Regions from separate parts of the Homo sapiens genome. Here regions 1, 2, 3 and 4 are each linked to region 5. A link is a contact called in ENCODE Hi-C or POLR2A ChIA-PET data. All regions are on one chromosome and are shown on one strand. Each heading gives the region's core, a stretch centred on a gene start or an enhancer-like site at or near the end of the contact. The rest is flanking DNA. Distances are from core to core; before and after follow the strand shown. Region 1 holds the start of TTPAL (alpha tocopherol transfer protein like). Region 2 overlaps PKIG (cAMP-dependent protein kinase inhibitor gamma). Region 3 holds the start of FITM2 (fat storage inducing transmembrane protein 2). Region 4 holds the start of SERINC3 (serine incorporator 3). Region 5 holds the start of IFT52 (intraflagellar transport 52).

Region 1 (2,700 bases), core at 150-2,649, 880 kb before region 5:
TATGGCTTTGTTTCTATGGAAGTAACCAAGAGATGCCTGCAATCCCATCAAACATCAGTGTTCACAAGGTACAAGCCTCACCTCAAAGCCCCTCTCCAGCCTCATTTTCCATCGCACCCCACCTTGATGCACATTAAATGCCAGTCAAAACAAACTAATAACCCATCATCCTTGGAATAACTCGTGCACTTCTGATACACTCTGCCTGGAATTTCCTCTTCTAATTTGTTCCTAACTTGACAGCTCAGGCTCAGCTGCCATGTCACCACCTCAGTGAATCCTTCCCAAACTCCCTGAGGGTGATTCCCTCCAGTTTTCCACAGAACTGGGTTCCTATTTCTTTTTTAGAAATTACAGTCCAATGCTATGGGCATTTATCTAGAGTCAGTTTCACCACGCACTCATTTATCAAATAATTACCGATCACCTACCATATATGTCAGGCACTGTGCTCACAGGCACTGGGAACACAGACGCAAACAATACAATTCCTTGCCTAATAAAGCTTACATTATAGTGGAATGAAGAGAATGCATACTTGAGCATTTTACCATGTATCAAGCATTGCTAAGCCCTTTACCCATTTCCTCATTTAATCTTCACGTTATTTGGTGAGAGCGCTATTACTGTTGCCATTTTACAAAGGAGGACAAAAAGGACTGTCCCCTAGAATCTAAGTTCCACGAGGGCAGAGGGCTTGTCTGCCATGTCCACTGCCACCCCCAGTGCCGGGCACATGGCAGTGGTCTGTACACATCAGCGGAGGATATAGGTTAAGCGATTCGCCCAAGGGGGCACACCCGGTGAGGCAGAGCAAGGATGCGTCTAGCCCCACCCTGGGCTTCTAATCTGTACCCTCCACCTGGAGCTTCATGTTGACTCTCCAGGGACTCAGCAGTGCCGAGCGCTCAGCAGGACTCAGTCACAGGCTGGTGAATGAGCTGACAGGCGGACATATGAGTGAGATGCAGACACCATTGGTAACGGTGAAGCCAAAGATCTCCCCCACCTGGAGCCCATCCTTTCTGGAGCATCACTTTCCTTTCCACCCCTTCCTCTCAACAAGGAGAGGTCAGGAAGCCATCTCTCCTAGAGCCCCCGAGACCCCATATCCCGTGGACAACCTTCCGAGGCCCCCACTTCCGGCTGTCACCCCCTCCCCAGGTGTCCCCATTTCCTGGGGTCTCTCGCTCCTCTGGTCCCCACTTCCGGTTATCCTTCCCTCTCAGGGGTCCCTCTCCTCAGCTCCCAGGGCACACGGATGGGCTCGCGGGCACTCACCGGCCCGACTACGGGCGGAGCGCGGGTCAATCGGCGGCGGGAGCCTCGTCCGGCAGCGCACGCAGAACCGACCCGCACTCCCTGCCCGGCCTGCCCGGCCTCTCGCGCCGGAAGTGACGATCCAGGGCGTGGGAGGCGGGGCTCCGCCTAGGAGCGCGCATGTGCGACGCCTCCCCGCGGCGTTGGTGTTCAGTCCCCACCTGGCTGCCGGAGCTCCGAGCTGCGGACCTGGAGTGGCTGGGAGGAGCTGGGGCACCAGCCGCTTGTCAAACCCGGCTTATAGATGGGGAAACTGAGGCTCAGAGAAGGAAGGAAAGAAGCTGCCATTTTCCAAGAACATGCTAACATGTACCTGTTGTTTAACATCCATGATCTCATTAACTCCTCATATTTATGCAATTCCCCTATTTCAGGAAAGGGAAACTGGCAATCAAGGCAGTAAAGGGCTTCAAACCCGGACCTCAGGATTAGCATTCTAGACTTCCCCCCACTATGGCTGCTATCAGGACTAGCTGCTCCAAAAAGGGAGACTCCAAACCAGGGGACATCTGTCTGTCATTAACTGAGTGACCTGGAGCAAGTCCCCATTCCTTCTTGTGCTTCCGTTTCCTTACCTGAAACCTGATTCTTGCTCTGGAGCCTGATTCAATAATTACTTTTTTCCTGCTTTGGGGTTCATTACGTTCCCTCCAGACAAAGGCTTTACTAACTCCCACCCCAGTCCATTAAGATCCGCCCGCAAGTATTTTGTGCAACTGCAACTTTGAGGCAAATCTCCTAGGTCCCTCTGAGGCAGAACCTCTGGTGGTCCAGGAGAACTCTGAGCCTAAAGAAACGACCTTAAACAGTCTTTTCATTTTCCTACCCCAGGGGCAAGAGGAGTCCCAAGAAGATGGGAAGTGACCCATGAGGGCCACAAGAACGTGGCAGTTTCTGCCAGATTGAGGGGCAGGGGGCAGCAGTATGGAGGCGACCTGGGAATCATGAGTTTTGACTCCTGCTCTCAGTTTCATCACTTCTAAGATTGACAGACAAAATATATAACATTCACTACAGTTTGAATTTCAGATAAACATTTAAGCATGTTCCTTTCCAAACACACACACACATACACACAGATAAGTGTGTCCTATGCAACATTTGGGACACATTTATACTTTAAAAATTGTTGTTTATAGGAAATTCAAATATGACTACTGGGCATCCTGGATTTTGTTTTGTTTGCTAAATCTATGTATTATTTTCCTGTTACTGTTACAAGGAATTACTGCAAACTTCATGGATTGAAACAACACAGATATATTCTCTTGCAGTTCTCTAGGTCAAAAGTCTAAAATCAAGGTGTTGGCAAGGCTGCATTCTTTTGGGGATTTGGAGGAAGCATCAGTTCCTTTCCTTTTACAGTTTGTAGAGGCCACC
Region 2 (2,700 bases), core at 189-2,688, 1.0 Mb before region 5:
TAAATGATGGCCGCAGGCTCTAACCAATTGCAGATAGTAGTGATTGGAGCCCACAACACAAGCACCTTTGAGATATGCAAACAAACATGAGACTTTGCCCAGGGAGAAATTAAAATTAGAGCTAAACTTGAAATACAGCGGTATGTGGGTGGGGGGATTGGGAGACAGGCCCTTATTCAAAAACAGAGAAGTGAAATCACTGAGTGATGATTTATTTTAAGTGTGTTTTTCTGTACTATCTAGCTTTTCTTCCCTTGAACATATTCTAATTTTGCAATCAGAAAAAAAAAATCCACAATAAATGTTATAAAAACAAACCAACGGAAAATCAGTGGTGATTTTAGACTACAAAAGTCACCCGTCCCTCTGTTTCCTTACTACAACTTTGGACTTCAGATTCAGGGCCCTCTCAGGTGGGGCCCATACATTTTGTAAGGAAGTGTTCTTTCCACCCCTCTGAAGCCACGGGGGATAGGAAGGTGCCAGAAATGAGTGCTTCAGCAGGGGCAGCTCTCAGTTGCTCCCTAATGCAAATGCTGGCAAAGCTCCCAGAGCCAGGAATTGTAGGGAGAGAGCAGAAGGAATCAACCCAGCGCAAGATCAGGACCTCCACAATATGCTGATCCAGTGTCTGGTGTTTTGTAGCACTTGTGCATATTTCTTTTGCAGTACTTTTCACGTGCCATTAAAATTATTCACTCCTCTGTCTATCTTCCCTTGTTGCACAGAGAATTCCACAAGACCAGAGGCAGTGTCTTTACCCTGGTCCTCTAGTTCAGTGCTTAGTACTAACAGGTCCTCAATGTACATTTATGGAATGTTAAAGACTACACTGATAAAGTACTAAAACAGTAACTGACCTAGGTTCCTGGGACATAGTAAGAATACACCAAATACTTTCTTCGGTGCCATGAAGGGCCATTATTCAGTTCTGAAGAGTCAAGCTAAAGCCTGTAATTTCTTGAAACATTAAAGAGACTTCTTTTTGGAAATGCAGCTTCCTCCAGTAAGAGCGGATACATTATGTGTTCTAATCTGCAATTCATAATCAGTCAGCATAGGAGCCCACGGCAACTTCCAAAGAAACCACTCTTTGAAGGAGCAGTACTCCAAGTTTTCCTAAGACATTTCTGAAGGATTTCCAGGAGGTAGTGAGCTCAGCCTAGGGTCATGATTAATAACCTGTTTCCCAGAACTTTAGATTTTCCACCTCAGTCTCCACTTAGGAATTGCTTCTGGCCCCTCGTGAAAGCATTTGGCAGAGTTAATTGGGCCAGTTCAGCTTCTTGTCTGTCACAGCCAGCACCTGTTACCAGCTTCTTCCTTAAGTGGCTGGGCTAGGGTCCTCTGGTCCCAAGAGAATAGCACCCACTTCTGCTTTTGGCCTCAGCACTGGCTGGCTGATTTGAGGTTCAGCATCACTTGACTGGGTGACAGGAAATAATGCTGAGGCTTGGTTTGAAGAGCCAACATGGCAGCTCCAGGGTTCATCACAGGGGTTTCAAAATGATGAGTTCAAAGATAACTTCTGGTTCCTCATGCAAATGCCATCCTATGTCTGAGGGGGCAGATGCCTGTGTACATTGGCTGACATTCTCTTTCTGGAAATTGAGAGCAGCTAATCCTAAGCATGTATTTTTGTACTAACTAAGTGCTTTATGAGCCCTATCTCATTTCATCCGCATGGCACCCCTTTGAGGTCAGTATGACTGTGACCCCCCACTTGACAGAAAGAGAAGTAGGTTCTATAAAGTGAGGTGATCAGTCCAGGATCTCCCAGCTAGGAGGCGGTGAAAGCAGAGCTCTTACCTGCTATCCCCTTCCAATTTCTCACTGAACTCGAGAGCTCTCACCTGCTGTCCCTTTCCAATTTCTCACTGAACTCAAGAGCTCTCACCTGCTATCTCTTTCCAATTTGTCACTGAACTCTAGAGCTCTTACCTGCTATTCCTTTCCAATTTCTCACTGAACTCGAGAGCTCTTACCTGCTACCCCTTTCCAATTTCTCACTGCCCTCTAGATTGTCTAAATCGAAAGAAACGGTAGACACCAACCAGATGCAGGGCTGCAAATTCCCACAGGGGCCAGGGGCCAGGCAGGAGACTAGAGGGCACAGGGGAATGCGCAAATGGTAATGAACTGGAGAACACACCTGCCTAAAGGCATTCAAATTAAAAACAAAACACCACTCTGACTTCTGACTAGAGTTCACTTGTCATCATTTAACAGATGGAGCAACTGAGATCCAGGGAGGTGATATGAAAAAGGCACTGCAGTATGGTGAAATATTCAAGGGCTTCGGGGACAACCAGTTCTCATTGGGAACTCAAGCTCTAGCCCCTGCCAGCTGTGAGACTCTGGGCAATCCACTGCACCTCTCTGTGCCTTTCTTAGGTGTAAAATGGAGATGATCTCTGCCTCACATCATTGCTGTGAAGATTAAGAGAAGTCAGCATATGCAAGATGCCCAGCCCTGTGTGTGACATTTATTTCAGGAAGATACCAAAGCCAAATGAGATCTCTGGACACATCTTTTCCACAACCTACCTCCACTCCCAAGATGCCCTAAACTCACTGCCGGGAGTGACTGAGGTGGGAGAGATCAGCAAACACACACTGATAACAGGAGCAACTTTGACACACAAAACAAGAACTGAAAGCCACCCTCATCTGGTACATGAAGGCCTACCTAGTTGAGGA
Region 3 (2,700 bases), core at 199-2,698, 720 kb before region 5:
CCAGCATCCAGCATTTTCATCCAACAGGCATAGATAGCTGTTTTGTGTTTCTTTGTGTGCTTTTTAAGACGGTCTCGCTCCGTGGCCCAGGCTGGAGTGCAATGGGACCATCACAGCTCACTGCAACCTCAAATTCCTGGGCTCAAGCAATCCTCCCACCTCAGCCTCCTGAGTAGCTGGGACCACAGGCCTGAGCCACCAAGTCAGCTAGTTTTTAAAATTATTTCTTATAGATACTGAGTCTCACTGTGTTGCCCAGGTGAAAATAAATTTAGAAATTTAAACTTTAAATGTAATAATTGCACCAGGTGAGATGGCTCACTCCTGTAATCTCAGCACTTTGGGAGGTGAAGGCTGGCAGATCACTTGAGGTTAAGATTTGGAGAGGTCAGATCACTTGAGGACAGGAGTTGGTCAGCCTGGCCGACATGGTGAAACCCCATCTCTACTAAAAATACAAAAATTAGCTGGGTGTGGTGGTGCGTGCCTGTAATCCCAGCTACTCGGGAGGCTGAGGCAGGAGAATCGCTTGAACCTGGGAGGCAGAGGCCTGCAGTGAGCTGAGATCGCGCCACTGCATTCCAGCCTGGGCAACAGAGCGAGACTATGTCTCTAAATAAATTAATTATATTAATTAATTAATTTAATAACTGCAGAGCGTGGTGGCTCACACTTGTAATTGCAGCATTTTAGGAAGCCGAGGCAGGAGGATCGCTTGAGCCCAGGAGTTTGAGACCAGCCTCGACAACGAAGCAAAACCCTGTCTCTACAGAAATAAAAATAAAAAAAATTAGCCAGGTGTGGTGGTGCCCGCCTGTGGTCCCAGCTACTCGGGAGGCTGAGGTGGGAGTATTGCTTGAGACCAGAAATTTGAGGTTGCGGTGAGCTGCGACGGTGCCATTGCACTCCAGCCTGGGCGACAGAGAGGGACCCCCCCCCAACTAACTAATAAATAAATAAATACAATAATTATTCCTAAGGAAACTTCATCTCATGTCCCTCTACGTGTGCCAACGTAATGAACCCCTGAGCTCATAAACTAGCTTTTGGGAAAGGTTGATCTCCTCTTGTCTCTCGCATTTTACAGATGAGAAAACTAAGACTCAGATGGCAGAGGTGTCTCCGAGGCTCCAAGAAAGATCAAATGATGCTGTGACTACTGCTCCAATTCTCCAGGGCTACATTTATCCTCTTCCAGCCTCCAGCAAATACTTTCACAAGCGCTTTTTCCCAGACCAGAGCAAGACGCGGAGGCTCGGGGAGAGGAGGCGGCCAGGAGAGCGCAGAGGAGACGAGCGAGTTCGGGGACCGTCACGCGCCAGAGGCAGCAGCGGCCACGAGGGGGAGCGCGCGGGCTCCGGAGCCCAAGCACGCCTCAAGCTGTGGGACTCGCGGGCAGTGCGCATGCGCTCGAAGGGAGGTGGAGGCGCAGGTCCGGGCGAAGGGCGATACGGTGGCCGAGAGGGCACGGAGAGGAGGACGGTGGCTGACGAGATCCGGCATGGAGCATCTGGAGCGCTGCGAGTGGTTGTTGCGGGGGACGCTGGTGCGGGCGGCCGTGCGGCGCTACCTGCCCTGGGCCCTGGTGGCCTCCATGCTGGCGGGCTCCCTCCTCAAGGAGTTGTCCCCGTTGCCCGAGAGCTACCTCAGCAACAAGCGCAACGTCCTCAACGTGTGAGTGCACCCCGGTCCTCCGCTGTCCCCGCCCGAGCCGGCCCGCTGTCGCCTCGCCCAGAGAAGCCGGTGCTAGCTGCCGTGGTGGACGAGTCATTGGAGGGGAGGTCCTCCTCCTAGCCGTGACAGCAGCATCTGCACGCGTGTCACGCCTGGGAGGCCCCGGGGTAGCTGGTGTCACTAGCAGTTAGTGTTTGCAGACCCACTTTGGGCAGCATGAGCTTGACTGGGCAGGTGGTGACAAGCGGGGTCGTGTGTGTCTCTGTATATGTAGGGGTGTGGAATGGGGTGGGGATGAACCAGCCCCTGTCACCACTCCCCCGCCTCCCCTTGGAGTTAGGAGCTGACCCCTGCCCTGTTTGGGAGATGCCATCTCACCTCTGTCCTGCCTGCCTGTGGCAGACCCCGCGCAGACCCCACCCTGCGTCAGATCAGATCCCTCCAGCGCGTGACAGAATCCCTTTACGACCTGTGGAAGAGCCTCGCCCCAGCCTGTGACAGGCAGAGCCCCCGCCTGTGAGATACTCACAGAGGGCTGGAACCCCCTAGTCTGTGCCCTTTCCCCTGGATCTCCTTGGATCATCTCAGCCACTCAGAATGCATGGCAGTGGCCCAGAAAAGCAATCCCAGCTGGGCGCTTTGAGACATCTCCTTAACTCCACCCATCCACTCCTTTGCTTGCTTACTTGCTTTTTTCAAAACTCCCGGTTAGTAAGTTTATTGCACAAAAACTCTGTTGCGGTCATAAAGGGAAACTCTGAAAGATAAAACTGCTCCCTTGATGTGAGCCTAAGTGTTTTCCAGAATAAGTGTCTCTGGCGTGTCCTGAAAGTCAGCCCAACTTTGGTTATCTGCTTAAAACCCTGGTTCCTTTCACAGGCAGCTTCCTCAAATGCCTGACGGGTCTTGGCTCTGGCAAGATCTTCCTTATCAGTCCCAGTGAAGATTTTAGTGACAGGCCTGGGGGTGGTGCCTGAGAATCCATTGGAACCTAGAAAAAAGTCCTTCTGTCCTTGGTCCACCTTC
Region 4 (2,700 bases), core at 156-2,655, 930 kb before region 5:
GATCTGTAAAATTTATCACAGTCAGCTCTCTTAAGTCCAGACCAGCAATACTCAGACAGGAAGAAGCAAGAATGTTAAGGACTACCTGGAAAGTTCAGTGGTCCTGAAGCAACTTGACTTGAGCTGGTATTTGTGTATGTGTGGTGAGGAGAGGGATCTGGGAAAAGAGAGGTAGGAATTATTAAATGTGAGTAGTTCTCTTTCTTCTTTCATCAGCCCTTTTCATGGCCTTGGGCAAACTTTGAGCCTCATTCCATTTCTGTAAAAGATGAATTTGGAATACATTTTCAAGGAATCCAGGAAATAACATCCCCAAATATGCCACACTGGTATGATGATTGCTTGGGGAACAGCACATGGAGAGAGGGGCTTTTCATGAATTTCCCTTATCAGACTAAAGGCTGACAATCCAGAAGGAATTCAATTATGAATCCCCTTCCAGAGAGTTTTATCTATCAGGGAAGATTAACACACCACAGGAGAAGATATTGAAGTGTGACACCTTGTTGTCCGGACATCATCATTGTTTGCCACATTCCACCTAAACTATTATATGTGTAAGTAAAAAATGTTTTCATTTTCTTCTTTAAGTGAACTCTCAAATTTGACATGTATTTTGAAAGGAATATTTACATCACTGCTTAAATGGGAAATCAGCATTGCTCGGAAGAAATGAAAAGGTTATTGCTAACACACACCTCAAAACAAAACAATATTTTAAAACTGCAGGCATGGTTGCCTGTTTGAGAGATCTGGAAAATGAAGGCTTTACTCTGTTAGAAAGGGAGATAAATACTAGAAAAATGTTAAATACCATACTGGCCTCAAACAACTAGCCTGTTGGTTTGAAATGGGACGTTCTCACTCTGCTGTTTAATATCGCTTAATGTCCTTCATGCACCCTTAGAGCCATTCATTTTTCCCAAATGGGGTGCATCCCACATTTTAGGATACGATTTCCATCGTTTCTAGGTTAATTTGGACTCATCCTTTAGTTCGCAGATTAAAAAATAAATCCTTCAGAGAAGCCTTCCAAGACTACTGCCCAGCTAAATTACTTTCCCCTTACAATAGGAGGCACTAAATACACCTTTATTGAAAGCCTATTCCCCCATACTACTTCATCGTATTCATTACATTGGGGCACGGTGCATTTATGTTGTCAGATCTCCTATTAACTAGAGAATAAATTCTGAGCGTACTGTGCCTCTCTGTACACTTCTGTAACTTCCAGATCTTTGCACAATGAATACAAATGATGTAAGGAATGACACCTTCACAGTTCCTGCAACCCCAGGATGGTTTAGCCCCACCTTCCCCCTCAGCCAATGACAGGCGCCCCCCTCTGCCGCTCCGGTCGCGGACGGTGGGCGGGGCCACGCCGTGACGCATCCGTGCGTCTGTGGAAGGCTGCGTTTCCGGCCTGAGAAACCGTCATGTTTCTGGGGAGTCACCTCAGCTGGCAGTTACCACCGTGTTAGAAAGCAGCCTCAGGACCGGCCACCTCCATCACTGGCGTCACCATGGGGGCTGTGCTGGGTGTCTTCTCCCTCGCCAGCTGGGTGAGTTCGGGGTCCCGAGTCCTCGCCGGACCTGCGGTTTGCGGGGAAAGGCCTCGAGACCAGAGCTGCACGGGCCTTGGCTCCAGAGGCTCTCGGGATGTCAGCAGGCCCTGGGCTACAGAGGGTCTCCGGGGCCCCAGACGCAAATCCGCGATACCCTCAGGTCCAGCTTAGGCGGCTCGCCCTCCGGGTTCCTCGGGGAACGGAAGAGGCTAGGCCGCCATTGTTTACAATTCGGATGGCTCCGCCCTGCGAGGCTTCCTGACTAGGTTCCTCTGGAGCTGGAGAGGGACCAAGGAATGACAGCTCCCAGCGAGGGGCTCCGGTTCCTCCCGAAGCACCTCTTAAGGTGCCATCATTTAGTTCTAGGTGGCTCAAGTAATATTTTTATCCCCTAGCACGGGATTTGCCAAAACTACAGAGTGTGTGGCAAAGCTGGGGTTTTAGCGGAGGCTTGTCTGCAGTTCAGGTGCAAGGGAAAGAAGCCCTTGTGGATTGTTATTCAAAATTGGAAACCAGGGCCTGAATATTTTGGGACTGCTGTAAGTCATTTATCCGAGGATAATCACCCCAGCATTCCTCTCTTCGAGAACGATTGTGACAGTGAAGTGAAGGTTTAATCACCTTGTAAACTGTAAACATTTTAAAGAGAAAATTATAGGGCCTATAAAAGAATATGCTGAGTTCCCTCATTTACCCACTTCAGAGGAGCGTGATTCCTTGATTCCTCATTCTCCAGCTGATTTAATTGACCAAGTGTGTAGAAAAAGCACACTCAGTTTCTCCTGCTGTACTCACAACACACTTTTGACACCTGATGTGTGGTGTGTGGGGATTTTCCCCCAAACATCAGGCAAACAGTCAGCTCTGCAGGGGATGCCAACTTGGTGCCCTACAAGTCAATTCCGAAGCTCTCTACTTGGAGATAGCATCAAATCACACAAGTGGAGGGCTCAGTCTCACAAGACTGTGCCCACTTTCTGTGCCAATGGCAAGCCTCAGGTTGTTTTACCTGTGCTTCTGACCGGCCACCTATAAATCAAAGTTCCCGTGACCTCCCTCCTTGGCTTTGATTAATTTGGTCACAAAACTCAAGGAAACATGTTTACTGGTTTATTATAAAAGTATTTTATTTTGT
Region 5 (2,700 bases), core at 30-2,529:
CTGGGATTACAGGCGCGCGCCATAGTAGAGACGGTGTTTCACCAGGTTGGCCAGGCTGGTCTGGAACTCCTGACCTCAAGTGATCCACCCGCTTTGGCCTCCCAAAGTGCTGGGATTACAGGTGTGAGCCACCTCGCTCGACTGGTTTAATTATTTTCTAAATTGCTAAAAAAGCTGCCTGACCCCAATTCATCTCTTCAATGCTGATTTGAAATACAGTACCACCTCGCCTATATAATAAATCCCTATATATAAATCGCTCTTATTCTGAGTTCTAATATATTTTATCTACCTGTAAGCTCCTGCTGAGTCCCAAACTTTTTAAATTAATTTATTTATTTTCAGAGACAGGGTTTCCTTTTGATACCCATGCTGGTCTCTGACTCCTGGGCTCAAGGGATCCTGCCGCCTCAGCCTACCAAGTAGCCAGGACTACGGGCCCACACTGCTGCACCCATCTTCTATGCTAGTTTAATTGCTATACCTTTATGTTATAATATCTGGTGGTTCTGGAGAGCTAATCTCCCTTATTAGCATTAATTTTAGAATTTTCCTGGCTACTTTCACATATTTATCCTTCTTTAAGCACTTTAACATCATTTTGTCCAGTTGAAAAACTGCCCCCTCCATGGTCCCACCACCGTGATACATCTATCTTTTTTTGTTCTGTTAGTTCAGCCCCTGGTGAGAGTAGCAGGTCTGCGTTCCTGTACTGTCAGACTTAGCCAGAAATGCATTTCCTTAATAATAGTATAAGGCCTTTAAAACTATAAAAATAACAAATATTTGGGTAACGCTGCCAAACCATTCTCTCGCTTTCTCTTCAATAACATTACCAGTCAAATCAGTATTTTCCCACATGAATACCGAGGGGTCGCAGCCACGACAGAAGAGAGATTAAGACTGTACGATTCCTCGTCCCATGCTCTTTCATAGTCAGCGGAACGACTAAACACCTGCACCACCCGAGGCCGTGGAGATGGGCGCCCAGCCGGGGCGCCAGGAACCCGGGCTACGTCCGCGCCCACAGTTTACTTCACCCCGGGGGACCCTGGATGTTCTATGACCGGCCCAGCGGCCTCGAAGAGTGCGGCGAGTCCCTCGCCAGCTCCCAGGCCGCACCAACGCCCCAGCCGGCCCACCACTGTTGGCGCCCTTTACCTGAGGCCCAGCGACCACCGCTCACCTGACGCCGCCCAGCATCCCGCGGCCAGGTATCCAAGGCCGCTTAGTAACCGGAGAGGCGCGTCGGTGCGCCGGGAGGCGTGGCCCAGGACGCAGCGCTAGCTCCGGCCGACGTGATGACGACAGCACGGAAGGCGCCTCTCCGTCGCAGGCGTCAGGGGTAGGCAGCCTGACTGATGTGGGGCTGTACCATTTGGTGCATGAGGGGCAAATCCAAACATAAGGAGAATTAACTTTTCACCAAAAATAAACCCATTTAATTTTGTTCTTTAGTATCAATTACGAGTAAAGACTAATAACAACGGTAGGACCCAAGTGCCCAAACTTCGCTCCACCCACAGGGAGGAGAATAGTGAAGGCTTCCAGCGCGGGGGGGTTGGAGAACGCCCCAGCTTCGATTCCCAAAGCGCAGGAGCAGAGTGGAGCCAGGCGAGGGCGGGGCCGGGCGGAAGGCTGTGCTGGACTATTAGGAACTACTTAACGGAAAAGGGTGCGCAGGTTTAGTGTTGAGAATGATAAACCGTATAATTCTGTTTTATTAACTCCGCATCTTTGCTTGCCATGGTACTAGGCTTGAGCGCCGGCGAGCATGGCGGGGAGTTAGAACTTGAATAGATTCTACAAAAATGTGAAAACTATGAACTGTATTAGGGAGTCTAACGACTAAGCTGGTCAAAAAGGCGCCCCTGTTGAGCAGAGATTTGAAGAGAGAGTGGTATTCATTAAGGCAAAGGCTGGGGAAGGGCGTTCCCGGCAGAAAGAACTGCTTGTGCAAAAGCACCACCAATACAGGTTGCCCTGCCATCGCCATTAAGATGGGAAACCAGAAGCCTGCAACTACCAACAGGCCACCCGACTACCCAGGAAAGCGCTCTGTGCCTGCCTTTAGAGGTGTGTGGATTTGTGAACAACGCTGCAGCAGCCTGGAAGACCCAAACTGAAGATTGCAGAGAGCTCTGACAGTTTTTATTTACATTTATGTTTGTCTTCGAATCTAGGATATTAAAACACATACAACTCGTGTTGCTTTCCACAATTTCTGTCACTGGAAATTTTAAAAGTGGAGACGGGCCGGGCGCAGCGGCTCTCTCCTGTAATCCCAGCACTTTGGGAGGCCGAGGCAGGTGGATCTCTTTAGCCCAGGAGTTTGAGGCCAGCCTAGGCAACATGGCGAAACCCGGTATCTACTAAAAATAGGAAAAATTACCTGGGCGTGGTGGCGCGCGCCTGTAGTCCCAGCTGCTTGGGAGACTGAGGTGGGAGGATTGATTGATTGATCCTAGGAGGTTGAGGCTGCAGTGAGCCGTCATGGTGCCGCCGCACTCTAGCCTAGGCAACACAGTGAGACCTTGTCTCAAAAAGAAAGTGGAGAACAGGGTGATTTGAGAATTCTCTTTGGTCAGATGAAGTGGCTTCTGCCTGTAATCCCAGCATTTTGGGAGGCCAAGGTGGGAGGACTGCTTGAGGCCAGGAGTCTGGGACCTGGGTAACAGTAACACCTTTTCTCTCCAATAA

The links. Hi-C counts contacts between places; a loop is a spot of excess contacts on that map. ChIA-PET counts read pairs that join two places held with the same protein, here RNA polymerase II (POLR2A). Pooled maps may share reads with other maps.
Region 1: a loop to region 5 is called in a map of CD8-positive, alpha-beta T cell, with 3 times the contacts of the local background. The contact joins the promoter of TTPAL here to the promoter of IFT52 in region 5. A Hi-C loop is called at or near these places in 1 of 168 maps with a recorded cell type or tissue (CD8-positive, alpha-beta T cell), 1 of 37 single-sample maps with no recorded cell type and 6 of 50 pooled maps. POLR2A ChIA-PET finds 5 or more read pairs at or near these places in 1 of 52 experiments (OCI-LY7).
Region 2: a loop to region 5 is called in a pooled map, with 4 times the contacts of the local background. The contact joins the enhancer-like site here to the promoter of IFT52 in region 5. A Hi-C loop is called at or near these places in 1 of 50 pooled maps. POLR2A ChIA-PET finds 5 or more read pairs at or near these places in 3 of 52 experiments (A673, WTC11 and activated B cell).
Region 3: a map of CD8-positive, alpha-beta T cell shows a loop between it and region 5 (26-fold over the local background). The contact joins the promoter of FITM2 here to the promoter of IFT52 in region 5. A Hi-C loop is called at or near these places in 2 of 168 maps with a recorded cell type or tissue (CD8-positive, alpha-beta T cell and naive thymus-derived CD4-positive, alpha-beta T cell) and 11 of 50 pooled maps. POLR2A ChIA-PET finds 5 or more read pairs at or near these places in 1 of 52 experiments (Panc1).
Region 4: a loop to region 5 is called in a pooled map, with 5 times the contacts of the local background. The contact joins the promoter of SERINC3 here to the promoter of IFT52 in region 5. A Hi-C loop is called at or near these places in 9 of 50 pooled maps.

What each region holds. Positions count from the first base shown.
Region 1 is chr20:44,474,573-44,477,272 of GRCh38, reverse strand. TTPAL (alpha tocopherol transfer protein like) reads right to left here and starts at 1,399. Exons shown (of 5, transcript NM_001039199.3): 1 at 1,282-1,399. RefSeq lists a silencer at 1,294-1,423 and an enhancer at 1,514-1,603.
Region 2 is chr20:44,585,194-44,587,893 of GRCh38, reverse strand. The region is part of intron 1 of PKIG (cAMP-dependent protein kinase inhibitor gamma); the gene reads right to left. Among named protein-coding and RNA genes, the nearest start is that of PKIG, 4.0 kb to the right of the region's middle. Within about 2 kb of position 1,438, at least 7 of the 41 ENCODE cell types and tissues checked have a DNase peak (open chromatin) inside an H3K27ac peak, as active enhancers do.
Region 3 is chr20:44,309,950-44,312,649 of GRCh38, reverse strand. It overlaps FITM2 (fat storage inducing transmembrane protein 2), which reads left to right and starts at 1,448. Exons shown (of 2, transcript NM_001080472.4): 1 at 1,448-1,674. The coding sequence starts at 1,502. RefSeq lists enhancers at 1,396-1,545, 1,142-1,871, 1,836-1,925, 1,872-2,601.
Region 4 is chr20:44,520,775-44,523,474 of GRCh38, reverse strand. It overlaps SERINC3 (serine incorporator 3), which reads left to right and starts at 1,405. Exons shown (of 10, transcript NM_006811.4): 1 at 1,405-1,562. The coding sequence starts at 1,524. RefSeq lists enhancers at 1,213-1,507, 1,414-1,723, 1,642-2,194.
Region 5 is chr20:43,589,516-43,592,215 of GRCh38, reverse strand. It overlaps IFT52 (intraflagellar transport 52), which reads right to left and starts at 1,279. Exons shown (of 14, transcript NM_016004.5): 1 at 1,162-1,279. RefSeq lists an enhancer at 1,088-1,157.